Linked DNA regions of Homo sapiens: region 1 is linked to region 2. A link is a loop called in an ENCODE intact Hi-C map of the cell type or tissue named here. Cell type or tissue: heart right ventricle. All regions are shown on one strand. Each heading gives the region's core, and the rest is flanking DNA. Links, peaks and the distances in the headings are about the cores only.

Region 1 (5,368 bases), core at 117-5,116, 76 kb after region 2:
CTGGAGCCCTTCAGGGGCGAGGACAAGGTGGCAGACCAGCAAGGCTTGGCCAGCACATCCCAGCACGTCCAGCAGGGCAGCTGGCCATGGACATGCCCGCTGGTGGTGGGTGTGGAAGGACATTCCTGGGCACATTCTGCTCCTCTGGGCTCAGCTGGCCCCACCTGCAGCGCCAGAAGTGAGTGGTGGGGACAAAGTATATGTAGGGCCCTGGTGTTCCCTGAGCCCCACAGGACCTGCTGGAGACTGCATTTGCTAAGGCTTTTCTCACCTGGAGGCAAACCAAATACTGGCTTAGCTATTGGGTGGAGATGTGGGGAGACTCACCCCAGACTTACCCACCAGGGACCCTTCCTGGGGTGGCTCAGCCTCTTGCCCATATAAGTCCCGTCTCTCTAACCCAATGTGACACCTGACAGGGAGCCCCTAGTTCAGGGCTTCTGGACCACAGGGATTCAGAGGTGGGCCATGGGGGGTTGGGTTCTGTATTTTCTACCAGGACCGGGCCAGACCCACCCCAGCAGGAGGTCAGGATTCTGTGCCAGGTTCAGGCACTCAGGAAATGTTTCCTTAAAGAGTACTGGAGGTGCCAGGAGATCCCCAAGAGGGCTGAGGACAGGGCCCATCCTCAGCAGTGGGCATGCAGCCCGGGGCATGCTGTTTGCCACCAAACAGACACAGAAATAGAAAATCTGCTCTGTCTAGCTGAGTGGCCTTGGGCGGGTCATGGTGGGCATCACGAGGCAGACCTCTCGAGGCAGCTGTGCAGGCTGGATCAGAAGGGGTCCTGGGAAGACCCAGCTCAAGGCCCAGGGTGCTTGGCAGGTGGGGCTCCCACTCAGAGGCCCAACTCAGGCTCCAGAAGGGTTGGCCGGGGTGGGTCTCTGTTCTTTTGACTTTCCCAGGGACACACCTCAACATAACTATGAATTTTCTGATAGGCTTTTCCCCCCCTTTCTATATTTTCCCCTTTTGTTCATTACTGTTTAAATGCTTGGCAGAATATACAAACACAGCGCCCGCATCCCAGAGTGCCTAGCTGCGTCTGAGTGAAAGTGCTGGAGACAGATGCCTGGGGCGGGCATGGGGGGACCTCTCACCTCCATCAGCTCATCATCCAGGCACAAGGGACAGGCTCTGCCAGCCTCCTTTTACACCTGGAGAGACAGAGGTTGGTTTGGGCAAACTCCCACCGAGAGGCAGTGGCAGGGCCAGGTTCAAATCCAGATCTGTCTGTTCAAAGCCTGCACCCACCCTTAACCACCACGCTGCACCTCACTGCTACCATAAAATACCAGAATTCAGGATGGCAGAAAATCACTTTCTACCCCTAGGAACCCCCAGCAAGCCTTGCCTGCTGCTTGGTAAAAATTCCCAACTACAAGGCTGAAAGCCCTTGGGCAGAGCCACCACACCAACTGGAGCAGCAAAGAAGGCAATTCAGGGAGCCCTGACGGCTGCACCTTGCTACAGGTGCATTCTCAGGTGCACCCCGTGGGCTTGTCTGCGAGTGTGAGGAGCAGCACAGCCTCAGGCCCTCCACACCTCTCCGGCCAGCACCCTCAGCCTGCACAGCTCTGCGCGGCAGGTTGGGGAGGGATCGTGTTCCTGAGCAGCCAAGCCTTGGCCCAGAAAAGGGCAGGCAGTGGCTGGGATAACAAGGGGAGTAGGGGGCACACCAAGATGGCCCCTGAAGAATGTGCAGGGCTTGGAGCCACCCTAAATCATTCTTAAATCCATGTGTTTCTTCCTGTGCAGAAAACCAACCCAAAGGTGGAGATGCCATGAATCCCACCAGTCCGTCATCCCCTAGAATCTTGTCTTGTCCTGGGAACAAAGGCAGGGCATTTCTGGAGGTTCGTTCTGGTGTCCTAGCAGCTGCAGAGCCTCGAATGATGGCAGAGCTAATGTTTACTAAGAATTTACCCTGAGCTCCATGGGATCGCCCCACTAAACCCTCACCTCAACCTTGGGAGGGGGCGCTACTGTCATCAGAGGTTTGGTGAGGCCACACAGGGAGTGAGTGGGGAGGATCTAGGTGCCAGCAGTCTGAATCCGGGATCAGGCGCTGACCACCATGCAATACAGCCCCGAGCGCAGGAAGAGAGGAGGAGGAAAAAGACAGCCCCCGCTGCGGCAGAGCAGAGTGAGGCAACAGCCCGGCAAAGGCCGCAGAGGGCACGCCCCGCTGACCCCACACTAGGAAGAGCCCTCAGCCAGATGGGAGGAAGGGACAAAGGCTGTGGGTATTTTACTTTCCTCTGGAGCATACCCCGCCTAGGTGACAAATGATGTGTGTGGGAGAGGCTGAAAGCACCCAGAAGACAAAACCAGTAAGACAAAACAGGAAGAAACCAGCACAGTGCCCAGAGCAGACACCCTCAGGGGCTGTCCAGAGTCCCGGGCAGCCTCCAACGGACCCCGACTGGCTCTCATCCAGTTCCTTCCCTTAAAGGTAAATGCTCACACGTCACACACATACCTCTTCCTCGATATGTTGGATTCACTTCAACATGTTGCAGTTTCTACAGTGACCAATAATGCTGGGGCCAGTTTAACTCTGAGCCCCCAGTAACCCTTCCAGTGCAGATGGGAAGTGTGAGCTGTGGTGGAATAGTGAGAACACTACCCCAAGACCAGCTTCAGGACAGGGCCCCAGCCTCTGGCTGAGACCATCACTGGCTCAGCCCAAGTTAGGAGATGAGCCAACTCTGTCCTGGCACCAACATCTGGTGCTTCAGAGAAAGCACAGAACCCACTGGGGAGGTGCCTCTCCTTCTATCAGCAAGTGGCTACCACAAAAAGGAACTGCCAGACAACCATGTGTCATCACTGAGGCCCATGTTCACTAGAAAACAGGAGCCGAGAGTCACGGGGAACTCAGAGATAAGATTCTAAAATCCTCGAGGGAGCAACCACCATGGCCTTAGGGGAAAAGCACCACCCACCCCCAACACACTGGATCCACTGTGCCTGCAAGAGGCCCCTTCCTTGGGAGCCAGAGAGGAGAGGAGCCCCTTCTTGACCCTCGGTCCCAGGTGTCAACAGGTGGGTCTTATTAAGACGGCAAGCACTGATAAGACTTACAGGTCCCATGAACTAGATCCTAACTATGTGCTGGGCACTGCGAAAGGAACTTGGCACACCGCGACTCGCTGGTTCCTCCAGAACCCCCAGGAGGCCTGTGCCAGTGATACTATTTTATAGTTGAGGAAACAGAGGCCTAGAGAGGCTGAGGAACCTGCTAAGGTCACCCAGCTGGAGAGCCGGAAGCCTAAAGCAGGTACACAACTGAACAAATGGCGTGCGTGCATACACGTGTGCATACATGCCCACCCTGAGAACGTGAGTGTTCCTCGAGGAAGAATAAGCCATCGGAGCCCTAACTGACAGTCACCACAAGTGCAGTCAGTGGCTGTGCCGGGCAGGCTCAGACCACAGGGCGGCCACTTCTGTCTCTCACCCTCAAGAACAGTAGCCCTCCCTGCTGAGAGGCTTTACGGGCAAGCTGCCATGCCAGCAGGTCCTAGAGATCTTAACAAAGGCACGGGCTCCAGGGAAGGAGAGGACAGCCAGAGCGCCATGCGTGTGAACACGTCCACAGTGACGGGTCTCACTCTCACACCAACGCCTCTCCGGTGGTTGTGACAAAAGCAAGCCAGTTTCAAGGGTGGGGCAGTGAAGGCAGTGACTCTACCAAAACAGAAGGGCAGCCCGGCATAGCCCAGATGTCACCTTCTCAAGCCTGATGACTCCCATCTGCAGAAGCTGCCCGGTGGCCCAACAGGCAGATGGGTGCTCAGGCTGGCTTGCAGGTGTCCCGCTCTGCCACAGCAGCCAGAATGGTTGCCATCCTTCGGCAGCAATGTCCCTGAGTGAACACGGAACCTGAAATCCCCGTGAGTCAGGATCCCCGAGACACAGGGGCACGTGCAACTGCCGATCACAGAAGCTTTCAGACAGTGACTCCAGGCAGAAAGGGTGGCCTTCTCTTCTTATGCAGTGGAATTGGTTCTCATTGTAAAATTAAATAGGAGCCAAGAATTGTCCCCATAACTGTTCCTGCAGGGTGGAGGTCGGTCTAGGAGAAACCTCTTGAAGCTGCAGCACACGGCTCTCTGGCAGTCCGGCAAGACTGCCTTTCTCCTTTCCGCATTACATGCACTCCTCTCCTTCCTTCTTTCATCTCTACCACTGTCTCCTCTAAGTAAGACCCCACAGTGTTTTCATGAAAGCAAGAAAAACGGACATTCCTGACGGTATCGTGGGACCTGTCGAGGCAGAATCGCTCACATATGCCTTTTTTCTCACTGTTAGCTTGAGATGATCTTAAAGAAAGAAAAGAAAGAGCACGAAAAGGACACACAAAACACAAACAAAAATGTCTCTTCCTAGATGGCCGACAGGAAATAAAGCTGTCTGTCTCTGGAGAGAAACGTCAATTGTTGGAACGCTCAGGTTAAGGGAGAATCACAGAATCAAGGATCACACTCACCCAGCTGAAAGCAAGAAAGCAACTTCCAATTGATTGAGGGGAAAAAAATTAATTGCAGCTTTAGAAAAATCTCTTCTGTGAGGCTGGGCTGTGGGGCCATTGAAGCCCAGGCGGCTCGGCAGGGCCCTCAGCAGTTCTCCCTATTCACGACGCGCAGGTGGCTGATAAATTTCCCAGGGTTTCTCGGCGCGGTGATTGCGCCTGGCTCTTTCAGCGTGGCTGCAGGAATCTATACAGGTCCACTTAAATCAGTCTGAAGCTGTGAAAGCCTCCATCACTCGTCGCCCGGGCCCGGCCGCCCAAACAGAGCCCCGGGAGGGCCAGCGGGGGGGTGCAGGGCTGGGAGGACAGTGCCAATTAAAAATCTGAGCCTGTGGGCCTTTCTCTCTCTTGTTTTCATTCCTACAGCTACATTGTGTCCACTGGCAGCGGATTCCAAAGGCGAAGAGGCTGCATTCACGGCCCGGAGCTTTAGAGCCGCCATCCCGAACCAGGCTAATTAAAAACGTGATTTCCCCCACAGGGCTGCCCCCAGGAGCAGTGAGGATGGAAGGCTCAGAAGATGAGGCACAGCGGTGCACGCTGGGCGGCTCCTGGAGCGGCCAGCAGGCTAGGAAGACAGGGCCCTTTCTGACCACCGCCCCATCCTCAGAGAGACACAGGGCATCCAGAGGTTGGAGATGCCCATCTGTACATGGCATCTGCCCCCAGAAAAGGCTGGTCCCTTGGGTCTCTGGAACATTCTAGTGTTTCCTGCTCATGCCAGGGGCCTCCACACCTGCTCGGGAAGAAAGGGCAAAACTGGCCTTGCTCCAACGAAGATGTGACTCAGGGTAAATTCACCACCCGGTGCCTGCTCCCAGGGCACCTGGT
Region 2 (5,368 bases), core at 258-5,257:
AAATGCCGATGAGAACAGTGAGAATCTGAATCACTCAGACATTGCTGGTGAGAAGGTAAAATGATACAAATGCTCTGGAAAATAGCTTGGCAGTGTCTTAAAACTCTAAATGTAAAACTGTCACATGACTCAGCCATGGTACTCCTGGGCAGTTATCAGAGAAATGAAAAATTATAATTTACACAAAAACCTATACACAAATGTTCGTTGCAGTTTTATTGATAATAGCCCCAAACTAGAAGCAATCCAGGTGTCCTTCAGTGGGTGACGAGAGGAACTACATCCATGTCATGCAATAGTACTCAGCAATAAAAAGAAACAATCTCTCTCTCTCTTTTTCTTTTTTTTTTTTTTTGCATAAAATCCAGATCCTGCAGAAAAAAGAAACAAATTTGATACTCACAATGACTTGGATGGACTCCCAGTGAAAAAAGCCTATCCCAAAAGGTTATGTACTTTCTGATTCCATGTATAGAACATCCTCAAAATGACAAAATTCTATCATGCAAAACAGATACTGTTGGATGGGGTGGGGCGGGGCAGGAGGGCAGTGGGCGTGGCTATAAAGAGCAGCCTGAGGGGTCCTGGTGGTGATGGAAAGCTTCTTTATTTCACTGTATCAATGTCAATTGTTGACTTTGATATTGTTCTATAGTTTTGCAATATATTACTGTTAAGAGAAACTGAGTCAGTGGCGTTCTTACAACTGCATGTGAATCTCCAATTAGCCCCAAATTAAAAGTTTACTAAAGCAACAATTGAACAAGAAAAAGAAAAGCCTTTGTACCTAGCAACCCAGAATGCCTATGATAAGTGGCAGGAGCTGATGACAGGCGTTCTTGGTTCAGAACAATGACAACTCTGGGACAAGCATGCCGCTGGGAGAAAGAGACCAGGAGCTGCACAGCCAGACAGATGCTTTTGCAGTGGGATGGCAGTGGGGAGTTGGAATGGTTCATCATTTACTTTTTATATTTAACACTTTTTTTTTTAAGAGATGGAATGCTCTGTCACCCAGGCTGGAGTGCAGTGGTATGATCGTGGCTCACTGCAACTTCGAACTCCTGGGCTCAAGCGATCCTCCCACCTCAGCCTCCTGAGTGGCTGGACCTACAGGTGCACATTGAAGCACCCAGCTGATTTAAAAAAAAATTTTTTTTTTTTTTTTGAGACGGAGTCTCGCTCTGTCACCCAGGCTGGAGTGCAGTGGCGCGATCTTGGCTCATTGCAACCTCCACCTCCCAGGTTCAAGTGATTCTCCTGCTTCAGCCTCCCGAGTAGCTGGGACTACAGGCACGCAGCACCACACCCAGCTAATTTTTTGTATTTTTAGTAGAGACAGGGTTTCACCATGTTACCCAAGATGGTCTCAATCTCCTGATCTCGTGATCTGCCCACCTTGGCCTCCCAAAGTGCTGGGATTGCAGGCGTGAGCCACCGCGCCCGGCCAATTTTTTTTTTTATAGAGACGAGTCTCACTGTGGTGCCCAGGCTGGTCTTGAACTCCTGGGCTCAAGTGATCCTCCCACTTCAGCCTCTCAAAGTGCTGGGATTACAGGTGTGCCCCACCGTGCCCAGCCTCGGATTGTCATTTAGCGGTCTGTCTGAACATCAGTCTCCTGACGTCCTTCCTACAGATATGAACAGAGCCCCTGCTAGGCATGAGTATTCGGAGCATAAGCTCCTGGTTCCCCAGTGAGAGACGGATGTGTAAGGAGGCAGTCTCAGGGTAGGATGTTGAGTCTGGGCTGGGGACAGTGCACTGTGCCGTGGAATTATGGAGAGTTTTTCCTCCTATCTCTAAGTCCAATGTGTGGCATGGTTATATTACATTTTTAGGATGGAAAAGTTATACCATATATTTAAATGAATTAACAGCATTTGCAATGATCTGGATGAGATTGGAGACTATTATTCTAAGTGAAGTAACTCAGGAATGGAAAACCAAACATCTTATGTTCTCACTGATATGTGGGAGCTAAGCTATGAAGACGCAAAGGCATGAGAATGATACAGTGGACTTTGGGGACTTGGAGGAAGAGTGGGAGGGAACGAGGTGTCCTTGTCCAGCAAGCGCTCTGTGTGAGGCTCCATGCATCTTTATGCATTCTGCTCTGATGTTTGCAAACACGACGCCCGGCAATAAGTGAGGCCCCCCTGAGGTACTCAAGGGGCTTCACTCGCCGAAGCTCCCCTCCCCACAGCAACCTGAGCTTCTGCAAAAGCTGAGAAGCACGCATGAGAAGGGCACCTCCCCTGCTTGGAAATAATTTTTTGGTTGCAGTAGGGGGTTTTGTTTGTTGTTTGTTGCTTGCTGCTCGCTAGCTTGTTCTTGCAGAAGGAAGAGCTGGTCTCCTTTGCCATCCCTTACTGAGGGTCGAGAAATACAGACAGGTGTCTTCAGGCTCTCCGTGCAGGCCATAGTCCCCAAGAATTCACTTGTGAGCCTCTGTGGCAGTTTATGTTGAGGATTAGGTTTAGTTTGGGGAGAGGAGGATCCATGGAGCTGGGGTTCCAGATTTGATGTCTAATTTTAGAAAGGACACTATTTTTAAATCAATAGCTGTGCAGCCTAGCATATCACTCTGACCCTGTGCCCTTAAGGGACGCACTGGGGAGGACATTGTTCAGGACGGAGCCTGACAAGAAAGGAATGCTACCCCACGCCGTGCGCCCCAGGCGGCCACTGTCGTCCAAGAATTTCCAGGTCTTTTCTGGTATCACTTCTTGGCACAGGCGGAAGAAGCCATGTTCCCATCGTCCCAACATGCAGCTGGGGACCTGGAGACCGCTTTGGCCTTTCTCAAGGTCACAGGAAGGCAGGGGGAAGGCTGGCGAGGGCCCTGTGGATCCGCCCTGCTCCAGCCCGGCGTCGGGTTACAGCAGTGGGGACAGGAGGGGGAAGGGGTGTCACTGCAGGAGCTAAGGAGAAATCCAGGGTTGACACCCTCAGAAACTGGAGAAGACCAAGAAAGCAGAGCGGAGAGTGCCCCCTGCAGTCCGCAGAGGGCCTTTGCCGAGGTGGGCCTGGAGCCGTCGCCGTACCCCTGGGTGGCCCGCAAGGCCAGGCTTGGCTGCCTGGCAATGTTTGTTGTGGGCAGTTGCCATGCCACTCCGGCGGCAGCAAGAGCAGGGACAGGTGTGGCAGAGCCCGGTGGTTCCAGCCCAGCCTGGCCTCCCAGCATCACCTTCTCCAGTTACTTGAAGTGGGCCAGGTCCTGGAGACCGGGCGTGTGGTTATGGGCTCTCCAGATTCTTGGCGCCTTCCTGATTGCAGGAGTCTGGTTGGCATCATGGGACCCCTGGGAGACTCACTTTCAGGAGGGGTTGTCCTTTCCCCCCTGGGGGACACACTCTGCTTACTTGTCCCCTGGGAGCGCTGGGCAGGGAGACTGCAGGTGCCAGCCACTCCTGCAGCTTCTGCCCAGCCTCCTCTGGTGTCCTCTGCACTGTCACCAAGCCATGGCCTCAAGCAACTTGTGGGTGCCTGTGATTTAGGCCTTGGGGTGTTGGAGCCTGCTTGGACCCACTGGCAGGAGTCAGTTGTGATGTCTTTTGCCAGCTCTCTTCTGTAGCTTGAAATTGGCCACGGTGGAAGTATTTACACCATGGAAGTTGGCAAATGCACGGACCCAGCACCCCTACCCCATCCCGGAGAGCCAGTTACCAGCACACGTCTGCCTTTTGGGGTCTTTTGTGCAGGACTGATGGATGGAGTCGCAGCAGACACTTGGCCTGGCCACTGTGAGGCTGTGTGGTGGGAGGTCGGGGGCACCTGAGACAGAGGGAGGAGGCTGAGAGTCTGAGGGGGCAGCCAGGGCTGGAGGGCCATTTGGGATTCTGTTGGATTTCCCTGCACTTTGTCCAGGGGCAGAAGCCTCCCTCCCAAGGTCAGGCCCCATTTCTAGCCGTGCTGGTCGCACATCCCTGTGAGCAGGGGTGCAGAAGAGAAATGGTCCCTCAGGAGCCCCACACCCGCTCCCATCCAGCTCTCCTCCAGATGACATCTCCAGGCACTGGGACCCCACAGAGGCAGGCCCTGCTCAGCCTGCAGAGCTCCCGGTGGAGAGGGAGGGCGGGGGTCCAGGTGGCCTGAGGAGAGGGGTGCAGGCCAGCTGAGGGGGCTCCCAGAACTCCACGAGCTCAGAGACGGGCTCTTGCCCTTGCAGCCCCATCCTTGGGATGCCCCAGCCCTTCATCCAGACCTCTGCTGTGATTGTGTCAGGACCTGTCCCTGCAGTGGACTGGAAGCTCCAGGTGGGCAGGCCTTGCCGTGGTCACCTGTGTCCACAGGCCTGGGCAGAGCAAACTGATGAGTGTCTACTAAATCAGAGAGAAGACACAACCAGGGAGCGAGTGCACGCCCGGGCCGACCAGGGCTGCGGGCATCATATCCCGCTCAGCCGCTGCCTGCCCTCCACGCGCCCCTGGCTGCCTCTCTCAGCCTCGGCCCCCTCCACTCATGAGTGGGAATAAATAAGAGAGTAGAAAACGTAAGTGAGGTTCTTGTCTGGCCGCCCGGCTCATAGCAATGTTTAATAGATAGTAACTGGTGTTATGACTGAAGACGTCCTTTGTGGGCTATTGGAGTTCTTAATATCCCCGAGTAACCACAGGGCAACGCTCTGGCTTGACAAGGGGCGGCACTGCTGGTCAGCAGCCCAGCCAGCCGCAGCGGCCACTTGTGTTCCCAGCTGTGGCTTGTGATCTATGGTCGACTGAGCTGTTACTCTCCTCGGTTAGACACGCATATGCACACACATGCACACTCATGTACTTACACATGTGCACGCGCATGCAACGCACAAACACATGGACACACATGCGCATGCATGCACACACTGTACCCACGTGCACACACGAGTGCACAGACACGAGGGCTCACTGTGATCTGCTCTAATGCATGGTCTTAATAGCTATATAATATTCCACGGTTCTTTTTTCTTTCTTTCCTTTTTAAGATGGAGTCTCGCTCTGTCGCCAGGCTGGAGTGCAGTGGCGCGATCTCGGCTCACTGCAACCTCCGCCTCCCGGGTTCAAGCGATTCTCCTGCCTCAGCCTCCTTAGTAGGGGGGGACTACAGGCGCGTGCCACCACGCCCGGCTAATTTTTTGTATTTTTCAGTAGAGACGGGGTTTCACCGTGTTGGCTAGGATGGTCTCCATCTCTCGACCTCGTGATCCGCCCGCCTCAGCCTCCCAAAGTGCTGGGATAACAGGTGTGAGCCACCATGCCCGGCTGGTTCTTATTTCTTTAATTTTATTGAAGAATAACATACCTACGGAGCCGTGTGCATATCATAAGGGTACAATTTGATATACTTTCATGGAGTGAAATACATCCCTGAAACCAGCTCCGGATCGAGAAG

Evidence for each region. Peaks named below come from ENCODE experiments on the same cell type or tissue, not always from the same donor. Only the 100,000 strongest peaks of a DNase experiment are listed, where the experiment ranks them.
Region 1: it touches region 2 in a loop (2.5-fold over the local background); 1 of 110 quality-filtered maps calls a loop at or near these places.

The regions. Positions count from the first base shown.
Region 1 is chr10:124,638,729-124,644,096 of GRCh38, forward strand. The region is part of intron 4 of FAM53B (family with sequence similarity 53 member B); the gene reads right to left. Among named protein-coding and RNA genes, the nearest start is that of FAM53B-AS1, 63 kb to the right of the region's middle. RefSeq lists enhancers at 1,144-1,883, 2,515-2,564, 3,362-4,099. In heart right ventricle, for the core only: no CTCF peak of the experiment used is centred there; DNase peaks (open chromatin) are centred at 2,392, 2,743 and 3,560; H3K4me3 peaks cover 745 bases; H3K27ac peaks cover 5,000 bases.
Region 2 is chr10:124,562,974-124,568,341 of GRCh38, forward strand. The region is part of intron 6 of LHPP (phospholysine phosphohistidine inorganic pyrophosphate phosphatase); the gene reads left to right. Among named protein-coding and RNA genes, the nearest start is that of LHPP, 100 kb to the left of the region's middle. RefSeq lists enhancers at 3,399-3,976, 4,500-4,669. In heart right ventricle, for the core only: CTCF peaks have their summits at 3,014 (motif pointing left) and 3,214; no DNase peak of the experiment used is centred there.